2 separate regions of the Homo sapiens genome follow, and region 2 is linked to region 1. Evidence: chromatin contacts called from ENCODE Hi-C data. All regions are on one chromosome and are shown on one strand. The core of a region is the stretch at or near the end of the contact, and the rest is flanking DNA. Distances in the headings are between cores, read along the strand shown. Region 1 overlaps SP100 (SP100 nuclear antigen). Region 2 has its middle 19 kb from the start of GPR55.

Region 1 (5,507 bases), core at 1,844-4,343:
CAAGCTGAGTTACAAGAGTTATCAATTGAAGGAAGACCACAACTATGGCTTCCCCACAGGTATTTATTGTCCATATATAGTCCCAGTCAACCTGTCATGGGTCATTTCTAACCTCAGTGTTTGCCTAGTAACACTGCAAAAAAGGCTACCTTTATTAGGTTTCCAGAATATGAGCAAGAAAGTTAACCCTGGGTCAAGTTTGCCTTCAGTGAAGCAGAAGTGGTTTTGCTAACCCTTTATCCACAAGGGGTGAAACAAAGATTGACAAAACTGATTACTCTGCCAGGGACTATTTTTGGTGCTATACCAAACTAAAGGTTTCATTCTTGACCTTTTTCCTGAGAATGCATAATTTATACTATTAAAATGGTACACGTTAAAGACGTCCTCCAATTTTTTTTACTTGCCTGGAAAACTTTTTATTCCCACACAGTTTAATCTCAACCCAGTTCTCCAAATAAGAGATAGAGACATCACAAGAAAAATGGGCACATGCTCTGAAGATGGTGGATGCTATGGGAACTGGAATAAAAGTGTGAAAACATGTCTGCAAAACAGGGCAAATTAGATTTGGCTAAATCTGAGAGTGAGAAGCAGTATACAAGTTGACTTAGATCAATTGGAGGAAGATATTGAAAGGCCTGGAATTTAAAGTTAAGGAATTTGAAGTTTACTCGCTAGGCAATCAAGAAATACTGCAGGTTTATAAACAAGGAAAGAAGTGTAAGCAGTAGTTGTATATGGCTTATTGATTTGTGTCAATACTAACCTTATCTAAATTAATAATAAAATAATTTCTATAGCAAAAATTCAAGTCAGAAAAGGAATAAAAGGAAATCAAATACCTGGGCACAAATTTTGAGTCAATGTTATGTTTGTAAGCAGGATGGTCCAGGCTGCGGGGATGAAGGGAATGGTGCTACCTTTACTGCCCACATTCTCAGGGGCTCTGTTCCTCTCCATGGACTGCAGGGATCCCCCTTCCTAGCTCCAGTGCCCACAACTCACGTCTTAGTTTCTGGCGCTCCTTGTGCTTGGGTGACCTGCCCTGAGGCTCACTGTCACTGACCTGGGACAGCACCACCCACCGCCCCACCCAGCACAGCAAGCCCACCCACCATCAGGGAGATGCTGCTGACTCTCGGACCCTGAAGTCCACACAAGCTGCCCCTGTGTCCTCTGTTATGTTTATTTGAGAACTGTTCATCCTCCCTGACCCAATTAAGACAACATTCTCCTGTTTCTAGCCTCATCTTTAAAGATGTTGAGGTTTTTCTCATTTATTTTTTATTTATTTATGTTTTTTGAGACAGTTCCAATCTGTTGCCCAGGCTGGAGTGCAGTGGCATAATCTCAGCTCACTGCAGCCCCAGCCTCCTGGGCTCTAGTGATCCTCCCCCCTCAGCCTCTTGAGTAGCTGGGACCATAGGTGTGCAACACCACATCCAGCTAATTTTATTTTTCTTTTCAAAGATGAGGTCCAGCTATGTGGCCCAGGCTGGTCTCAAAATCCTGGGCTCAAGCAATCCTCCTGCATCGGCCTCCCAAAGTGCTGTGATTACAGGTGTGAGCCACTGCACGTGGCTGATTTTCTGTGATTACAGGTGTGAGCCACTGCACCTGGCTGATTATAAAAAAGTGGAATCTCTCTAGGACTTGAGACCTTCTCCCCAGGGAATTCCCCAGTTTCTTCCTTACACTTGATATATGCCTACCCTGCCATCTGACAATTTTGAGGGTAACACAGCTCACAATGTTTCCATTACTCCTTTATCCTTAAATCTTGAATGTCTCCTTTTTGTGTAGGACAATAAAGCCTTCACTGTTGGGGTCTTCTCTTCTCTGTCCCAGGGGATGACGGGAGAACTTTAGGTCATGTGGAACCCTCTGAGCTCTGAGTCACCCAAGGGCTGGAAATTCCTAAAAGCATGATTTCCAGACATTGTCCCTGGTCCCTGTAGATCTCTAATTGCTTCTTCTCTCTCCCACTCTTCAGTAATCCATGACAAATTGCCTCTCCAAGAAAGTGAAGAAGAAGAGAGGGAGGAGAGGTCTGGCCTCCAACTAAGTCTTGAACAAGGTAAAAATGACAGAATAAAAGCTTTTTTCTAAGAGAGGTTAGGGATCCAAGGTTCTGAGTGGAGATTGTGAATCAGGGAAGACATATGGAAGGACTATGGAGAAGTCAAGGAGAGAGTTATATGAGCTTCTAACCAGGTGCAGGGTCCTGGAGAAGTGGCCATGACAAGGCATAGTTGGCTCAATAACCATGAGGGAATCAGAACCAAGCGTGTCAGTAGGCCAGATTTACAGATGCCGACTACCTAGAAGTAATTGTAATTTAGAAAGGTCCCTGTAGGGGATCAGTGTGAAGTTGCAAAGGGTTAAGAACCACAGCCCGTGGCCCGTGGTCAACATCAAAGAGGAGACCCCTGGGGAAAGAAAGGCTCCTGTTTTACCTGTACTGTCATATTCACAACACTTCTGACACCAAACATGTCGGTGATCTCCCCACATCAGTCAGTTCTCCAATTCTCTGTAGATACCATCTGATATCTTATAATTTAATTGAATTCTGGCACTAATTGCCCAGACTTGGCACGGACTCCGCAGGTTAAGGGCTCATTCCCATAAGAATGCCCCCCACTTCAGATGCCAGTTGCAAGTCTCAGGTTGTGGCCTGTGCCTGTAAATTGGAGGTTCCCGCAAGCCCTTCATTGGCTTTCATACTTTCCTAGTAGATCACACAGATCTCATGGAAATGTTGACTTATATTTGACATTTATTATAAAGGATACAACTCAAGAAGAGCCAAGTGGAAGAAATGCATAGGGCAAAGCGTGGGGAAGGGCACAGAGCTTCTGCCCTCTCTGGGACACGACTCTCCTGGCACTTCCATGTGTTTGCCAACCCAGAAGATTTCTGAACCCAGTCACTTAGGGTTCTTTATGGACATTCCATTATACAGCCTGGATTGATTAAATCATTGGCACCTGATTATTAAGTTAACCTCCATCCCTCCTCTCCCCTCCCTGGAGGTCAAGAGGTGGAGCTGAAAGTTCCACCCCTCTAATCTCATGTTCAGCTCCCCTGGCAACCACACCCCAATCCTTAGGGGCTTTCCAAAAGTTACCTCATTAACATAAACCCAGGTGTGGTCGAAAAGGGGTTGTTATGAATAACAGAAAGTGCTCTTTTCACTTGTTATGACTTAAGATGTTTTAGGGTTTTAGGAGCTCTGGCCAGGAGCAGGGAATTAAGACTGAAATGTATATTTCTTATATCACGGGAGAAACTTGGTGATGGCAGAAGAGGGGACAAATTTAAATGTGAGGATGTTGTTCAAGAGCAGGAATATTCAAAGAGAAAGGCGGTCATGTAGAGAGACTCAGAAAGGAAGTGATGCACATGGGAAGAGGATGTAAGTACCTAGAGGACAAAGGAAGGGAAATGAAACCGTGAAAAGGGGTAAAAGACAACAAAAATAACCTTGTCATTAACAGCTCACTTTGATTGAACATCTACTCTGTGGCGGTTGGTTTAATGCTCATGACAGCCATTGGAGATTAATATTACTTATATGCCTATTTTGCAGATAAGGTAACTGAAATCCAGAGATACCACAAATGGAGTTTACATAGGGTCAGATGAATAAGGAAAAACCCAGATGTTCTACCCCAGAGCCTGCATTCCTAACCCTGTGCTATCCAGGCAATCTAAAAAAATAAAAACAGAAAAATGAAACAAAAATGAGGAAATATTTGCAGACAAAAAGATCCAGAAAAAAAGAATACCAAGAGCTGGAGGAAGTAGAGGCTACTCAGACACTGAGTCCTCATGGAAAAGCCAATGAGAAAGCATGAACAGATGTGGAGAGGGAGGGTGTTGTGTGAAAGGGGGTGGGCATGAGGCAACCAGGACTTCAAAGAAACTGAGCTAAGGGCCCTGGGCAGGGTAGCTCTGGGGACAAAGGCAGGATCACTCTGCCATCATCACTTACCAGAGTGTCTCACAGAGGACACGCAGCAGAGTTGTCTGGCCAAGGCCCCTGTCATCCAGGGGTGCAGCTGACCCAGTCCCCTACTCTCAAGGCTGGAGTCTGACTTCAGTAATTAGGTAGCATCTGCCAGCTCCAGGTGGCCTTTGCATTGAGACCTAGAAGGGGTCTTTAACTCCTACGTTACAGAGACCAAAAAGGGATTAGGGGAGAATGGCAAAATCCATACCTCGATTTCTGAAATAAACTTCTAATTTCTTCCTGCCAGGAACTGGTGAAAACTCTTTTCGAAGCCTGACTTGGCCACCTTCGGGTTCCCCATCTCATGCTGGTTTGTTCCTGTTTACTACTCTTTGAGCCTCTGCTATTCTTGCCCCTTTCTGGAATGTGCTGTGGGGTTGCCTCTTTGTGTTAATGATTGTCCAGAATTTTCAGGTTTTACATCTACAGTTTTTCCATTTCTGGGATTTAAATAACAAGTCCTTATCCTCTAGGTTGCCTAGGAGGGTTTCTTCCTCCCACACCCCTTAATCACACTTGCTGCTGGTTCCTGCTGCCGCTGAGCCTGGTCGTTTTACCCATGTGCCTGCTTCACCATTTTCTGCCTGCATCTGCTTGAATCTGGCTGTTGCCTTGGTGCCTTGACCTTACGTCCATCAGTGGCCCGTGCTGTAGTGGTTGGAGGGGAGTGACAGGCAGCAGAGGGCAAATAAAATACCTGTGAATCAAACCATGGTTTAGGTACAACCCCACCTGAAAATGGACTCTCAGAGCACCCCTGTGAAACAGAACAGATAAATGCAAAGAGAAAAGATACAACCAGTGACAAAGATGATTCGCTAGGAAGCCAACAAACAAATGAACAATGTGCTCAAAAGGCTGAGCCAACAGGTAAGACTGACTGGGTTGGCATGAATGGGGAGGAGCCAAGGGGCCCTGGCTGGTGGCAGAGGAAGAGTCTAATGCACAATACAAGGAGACACCTGTTTAACAAGCAGGGGAAAATCACATAGACACAGAGGGGGCCTGTTATACAGATGAGCCTGATACACTGACATACTGATGACAAAGACCTGGAGGAAGAAAGCTAGAAGCAAAAAACTGAGAGAGAAAGGGGAAGAGTTGCAGAGTCTCACCAAAGAAGAGAGACAAACAAAAGGCAAAAGGAGAAAGTAAGAGAGAGATTGGACAGGAATCAATGAAGCACGAACACCTTCACGCAGCAATATATGCAGACAGGGGTATAAGTAGAAACAGGAGAAGAAAGGAGAAGCAGGGTGAGGTCTAACCAAATGGAAACAGGACAGAGCAAGGCTCTACTGGATCTCAGCTGTGATCTCGTTTATCTCCAGAGTCCTGCGAACAAATTGCTGTCCAAGTGAATAATGGGGATGCTGGAAGGGAGATGCCCTGCCCGTTGCCCTGTGATGAAGAAAGTAATTATTGCTTACCTTGCCTATTTTCTTTCCTTTCTTATTCAGATGCTATACATTTGGTTGGTTGGTTGGTT
Region 2 (5,507 bases), core at 1,051-3,550, 500 kb after region 1:
GAACCCAGGAGGCGGAGGTTGCAGTGAGCCAAGATGGCACCACTGCACTCCAGCCCGGGCGACAGAGCAAGACTCCATCTCCAGAAAAAAAAAAGAAAAGAAGGGGTTGGAGGGCCTGATGCCTGGGTGCCTCCAGGCTCAGAGAGAACCCTCTAGATGCTCTGTCCAGCACCCCACAGGAGCCCACGGCCACTCCCAGGGAGGCTGCAGGAGTGCGGTCCTGACCTGGCTGGCTGCTGGTGGCCAGCGCAGCTGCCCTCTGAGTGCCCAGAGTCCACAGTGAGCAGGGCCCTTTGCTGGAAGAAAGACAAGCACCAGAAGTCCCCCAGACTGAGCATAGCATTTGAACCTGAACCCAGGGTGGTATCCTGGGGGGCCTGCCCCCGCTCCCAGACCCAGGACGCTCAACCTGGGCTCTCCCATGGCCACATGTGTTTCTGCCTCCTCTGCCATGGTGAGCTGTGTGCCCACCACTTCCCACACTCGGTCTCCTGGCCTTCCCTCCCTGGGACCACCACCTACCACCTCGTGACTTTCCTATTTGCGATGCCGTCACCAAGCAGAGCTGGACTGTGGCTGGAGGAAGCTCAGGGACAAATGAGGTCCCAGTCTCATCTCTGGCTCTGGGTCACATCCGCAGTGACTCCCTGTCCTTCAGGTCTCAGGTTGAACGTCACTCCCCCAGGGAGGCCTTCCCTGATCTCCAGCTCAACTCGGGGTCCCCTTTATCAGCTCATGTCATGCCTTCATCTTCCTCCAAAAGTTGTGCTTTTTAAATATCTTAAACATTAAAATATTTCAAGTATTTGTTTGATATCTATTTGCATCTTACATTGTAAGATCTAAGGGATCCTGTCTGCTCTCTTTAAGAAATATTTGATGAGTTATTGACTGATCATTGAGAGATGGCCCTTTGTTCTCCAGCCCAGGGGTCCTGGACATTCTGGGATCCAGAGTGCAGGGGAGCCTGATGCCCGGGGTAGTGGCCCCCTCTGAGCTACCCTCCCTGTGATGGGGGCTATACTGGGCCTTTTCTTTTCTGAGCAATTTCAGAAAACATTTTGAGATTAAAGTGAATGTGACACAGACCAGAAGGGGCAGGAAGGACACTGTCAGAACCAACAGAACAGCAAGAATACGTTCAGAGGGGCCACCCCCACACTCACACTCCAGGGCTGGGCAGACCCCTGAGAATGCCAGAAGATCACAGAAAGGGGGCCCAGGACAGAGGCAAGGGCCTGCCTCCTTCTTCTGCCTCCTTCTCCTGCCTCAGCCGGGCCTCCTGGCCCTGCCTCCCTCAGGGAGTGTCCCCAGCAGAGCAGCTGAGAGAGAGAATTACTTAGTCCTCAGGGGCAGGAGTCCCAGACCAACCCCACAAGGGACCCAGCCACTGCCCTCCAGCCTCCATTCCCCACTCAGGCCCCCAGGACGTTTTGCAGGAAGGGCCAATGGAGGGCAGGTGGAAGAGGCAGGTGTGGGGGGAGAGCGGCAGGGGGCAGTAGAGCATCTGCCCTGGTGGCTGGAGGCCAGAGAAAGGCCAAAAGGGAGGTCAATGGCACAGGAGGAGTGAAGAGCAGAGAGGGAGGCCAAGCCAAAAGAGCAGAGGGAGGGTGGGCCATGGGGGAAGGGACTTCAGGGGGCTGCAGGGTGGCAGGGTCCAAAGGCCAGGGGCAGCCAGTGGGAGATGGGAGCTTGGCTGTTTGAGAAGGGCCCGATGGGGAGGGTGGGCACCAGACCCAGAAGAAGGAACCCCCCACTCTCCACCCCCACCCCCATCCACAAGAATGGGGTAAGGGGGAAGAGACACGGAAGGGGCAGGAGAAGGGGCAGGCTAGGGAGAGCTGGGTGAAAGCAGACCAATTTTTCCTTCATCATTGCCAATGAACAGAGTGAGAGCACGACCCTGGGGCTCTGAAGTCAGAGTTCCATCCTGCTTCTGTTCCCCTAGGATTTGTCCTTGTGACCTGAAGAGAAGAGAAGAGAAGAGAAGAGGAGAGAAGAGACGAGAAGAGGAGAGAGGAGGGAGAGAGAAAAGAGAGAGAGAGGAGAGAAAGAGAGAGAGAGGAGAGAAAGAGAGAGAGAGGAGAGAGAGAGCGCTCTCTGTAGCACAACTGTGCCCATTGTAGAGAGGTGGAAACTGAGGCCCCAGCAGAGGCCATCCCGGGCAGTGCTTGGACTAGAGCCAGGTCAAGGCCCATCTACATCCGGAGCCATCCCCTGTTAGCAGGACAGCATCCTGGCTGGCTCCCCGCCCCCAGACTGCCCGAGAGCTTGGCTGGCTATTGCCTTCCAGAGCAGCCCCTCCTTCCTGTGCACCTCCTCTCCTCTCCCACTAGCCAGCCCCTCCGTGGAGGGCCAAGAAGCCCAGCCAGCCCTGGGCATGGGTGCTAAGAGATGTCTGGGCTCAGGAATTTCCTGGCAGGAGCAGCAGTGCCCATGTTTGTCTCCGGGCATCCCCAGCTGGGGGGCCAAGCAAGAGAGGCAACAATGCCAGAGTAGGTCACGGAGCAAGAGCCTGGAGAGCTAAGAGCTATCCCCGTCCAGGGTCTGATGGAGTTTGGGTGTTGTCCCCTCTAAATCTCATGTTGAACTGTCATCCCCAGTGCTGGAGGCGGGGCCTGGTGGAGGGGGTTGGATCATGGGGGTGGATTTCCCATGAATGATCTTGCGCCCTCCCCTTGGTGCTGTCCTCTCAGCAGCGAGTTCCTTCTTGCGAGATCTGGCTGTTTGAAAGTGTGCGGCACCTCCCCACCCCTCCTCTGCTCCCACTCTGGCCATGTGAGATGCCGCTTCCTCTTCGCCTTCTGCCAAAATTGCAAGCAAGGTCTCATCAGAAGCAGGGCAGATGCCGGCACCACACTTCATATAAAGTCTACAGAACAGTGAGCCAATTAAACCTCTTTTCTTTATAAATTATCCAGCCTCAGGTATTTCTTTATAGCAACATAAGAATGGCCTAACACAGGGTCTGTCTTAGGAAGGGGCCCTCGGGCTGTCCCTCTTCTCCCTGGCCCTAGCCCAGGAGGAGGACCAGCAAGAGTAGTGAAGTGAGAAGCCTCTCCATGAAGATGCCTTCTGCCATTCATTACACACACAACAGCATCTTGGTCCCAGATGCCGGGTCCCAGAGAGGACCTCAAGGAGACTTCCCAGGAAATTACCCACCACTGGACATTGGACAGGGCAAAGCTGTGGTGTGGAAAGGGGCAAATCCACATCCCTCCAACGTGTGCCCACATGACTGTCCCGGGGGCTTCCATGAGCTTGATGACCCAGAAGCTATGGTCCTGCACACGTGAGTCTGTGACCTGACAGCTGTGCCTGCTTCACCAGTGTAGAGACTTGGATCCCCAGGCAAACCCCAGAAGTGTGGAAGGGAAGGGGAGAAAGCCTGTGGAGGGAGGTGGAGGAGCCGTGGTTTCCAGTAACCATCGCTGGTTAGTTCAGAGGGAAATGTCCACAACAGAGATGACTGTGACACCCGGCACAAGATTTAATTCTCAGAGTGAAAACGAGAATGCCGTGTCTCTGGGAGCCCCCGGAGAATGACTCAACAGTGACGTCCTACAGCATGATTTGCTTTAACTGAAGGTGAAGAGAATCTTTCAGGAGTGGAGAGAATATAACTGAATGCTTTGTCACAAATTTACTTTGATCTCATGTACCCCGTAAATACAGACACCTACTATGTACCAGAAAAATTAAAAATAAAAATAACAAATTCACATTCCGCTTGTTCATCCTGATTCTTCAGGCCTGGCCACGGTATCAAAGACAAGGAAGGCCCATTGCCTGCCCTCATGCTGGTTGTTCAGCCCTCCAAGAATCATTCTTGATGCCCTGCAAATACCAGGCGCTGCGCTAGGCCCTGCAGATGCGACAACGAACGTAGATGCTGTCCCAGCCACCCACACTCGCTGCCGGGGGAAGAACCAGGTAAGGTTCCCGCACATCGCCCTCCATGAAGCAGGAGCAGGAGCCTCACTGCGGGGCTGGGAGCTGCCTTCCTTCCTCCCACCAGCCTCTAGGGGAAGGATTTGTGTCTGCTGGCCCTCCTCGGTAGTAACAAATTCTGGTGGTGGACAAAGCAGATAGAAGACTACAGAAGACAGACAGGCTAAGGTGATCTGCGCAAAAAGATGGCGGCGGGGGAGAGGAAAGGCAATTCCCAGAATGAAGCGGGGACGTGGGTGGCGAGTGTGTGGTTGGGATTTGAGGTGGAAAGAGGCTGAGAGAGGACTGAGTTCCGGGAGGCAGCTGCCTCCTGCATGGAGGCCTTTCCAAGGGCAAGCGCTGGATAGAGGATTCCAATTATTTGCTGTGCATTGAGAATGCACTCCCAATGACCCAGTTTTTCCAACAAATCAATGACATGAAAAGGAAAGGGGAAAAAAAAAGGGGTGACTTGGAAAGAATGCAACCCGCGCCCTTATTTGAGCCCTGATTTGAACAAACCAGCCATAAAAAGACAGTTTTGACACAATGGAGGAATCTGAATATGGATTTCGTGGTGGACGATATTACAGATTCACTTTTTGTTGTTGTTGTTGTTTTTGAGACGGAGTCTCGCTCTGTCGCCCAGGCTGGAGTGCAGTGGCACTATCTCGGCTCACTGCAAGCTCCACCTCCCGGGTTCACGCCATTCTCCTTCCTCAGCCTCCCAAGTAGCTGGGACTACAGGCAGGTACCACCACACCTGGTTCACTTTTTGTATTTTTTGTAGAGACGGGGTTTCACCGTGTTAGCCAGGATGGTCTCGATCTACTGACCTCGTGATCCGTCCGCCTCGCCTCCCAAAGTGCTGGGATTACAGGGCTGAGCCACCACGCCCGGTCTACAGATTGACTTTTAATTGTGTTAGCTAAGATAATGGCATGGTAGTTGCATTAAAAAGTGTCCTTTTTATTCACAATAACCAAGATAGGGAAACAGCCTAAGTGTCCATCAGTGGATGAATGGATTAAAAACATATACACAATGAAATATTATTTAGCCATTAAAAAAGGGAATCTTGTCATTTGTGACAACATAAATGAACCCAGAGGGCATCATGCTCAGTGAAATAAGCCAGACTCAGAAAGACACATACTGCATGACCTCACTTATATGTGGAATTTAAAGAAGTCAAAACTCACAGAAGCAGGAAATAGGATGGGAGTTGCCAGGGGCTGGAGGGCTAGGGAGGGTGTGGAAGGGGGAGATGTTGGTCAAAGGTGTTTCAGTTAAGAGGAATACGTTCTGGAGATCTATTGTATATAATAGCATGGTGACTGTAGTTAATAGTTCTGTATTGTAAACTTGGAAATTGCTACAAGAGTAAATTTGAAATGTTCTCACCACACACACACAAAAAAGATAACTGTGTGATCGATGGATGTGTTCATTAGCTTGATTTAATCATTTCCCAGTGTATACATATATCAAAATTTCACACTGTTCATCATTCACATATCCAATTTTTGTCACGTGTACCTTAACAAAGCTGAGGACCGGAGAGTGTGGAGAAA

The links. Hi-C counts contacts between places; a loop is a spot of excess contacts on that map. Pooled maps may share reads with other maps.
Region 2: a pooled map shows a loop between it and region 1 (2.8-fold over the local background). The contact joins two enhancer-like sites. A Hi-C loop is called at or near these places in 3 of 37 single-sample maps with no recorded cell type and 3 of 50 pooled maps.

What each region holds. Positions count from the first base shown.
Region 1 is chr2:230,444,823-230,450,329 of GRCh38, forward strand. SP100 (SP100 nuclear antigen) reads left to right here. Exons shown (of 29, transcript NM_001080391.2): 5 at 1,997-2,080; 6 at 4,266-4,328; 7 at 4,739-4,888; 8 at 5,350-5,433. All of the region lies in intron 3 of LOC101928816 (a long non-coding RNA gene), which reads right to left. Among named protein-coding and RNA genes, the nearest start is that of SP100, 31 kb to the left of the region's middle. RefSeq lists an enhancer at 3,118-3,387. Within about 2 kb of position 3,094, at least 7 of the 41 ENCODE cell types and tissues checked have a DNase peak (open chromatin) inside an H3K27ac peak, as active enhancers do.
Region 2 is chr2:230,941,036-230,946,542 of GRCh38, forward strand. It overlaps a transcript of GPR55 not described here. Among named protein-coding and RNA genes, the nearest start is that of GPR55, 19 kb to the left of the region's middle. RefSeq lists enhancers at 1,354-1,403, 2,334-2,543, 2,854-3,073. Within about 2 kb of position 2,301, at least 2 of the 41 ENCODE cell types and tissues checked have a DNase peak (open chromatin) inside an H3K27ac peak, as active enhancers do.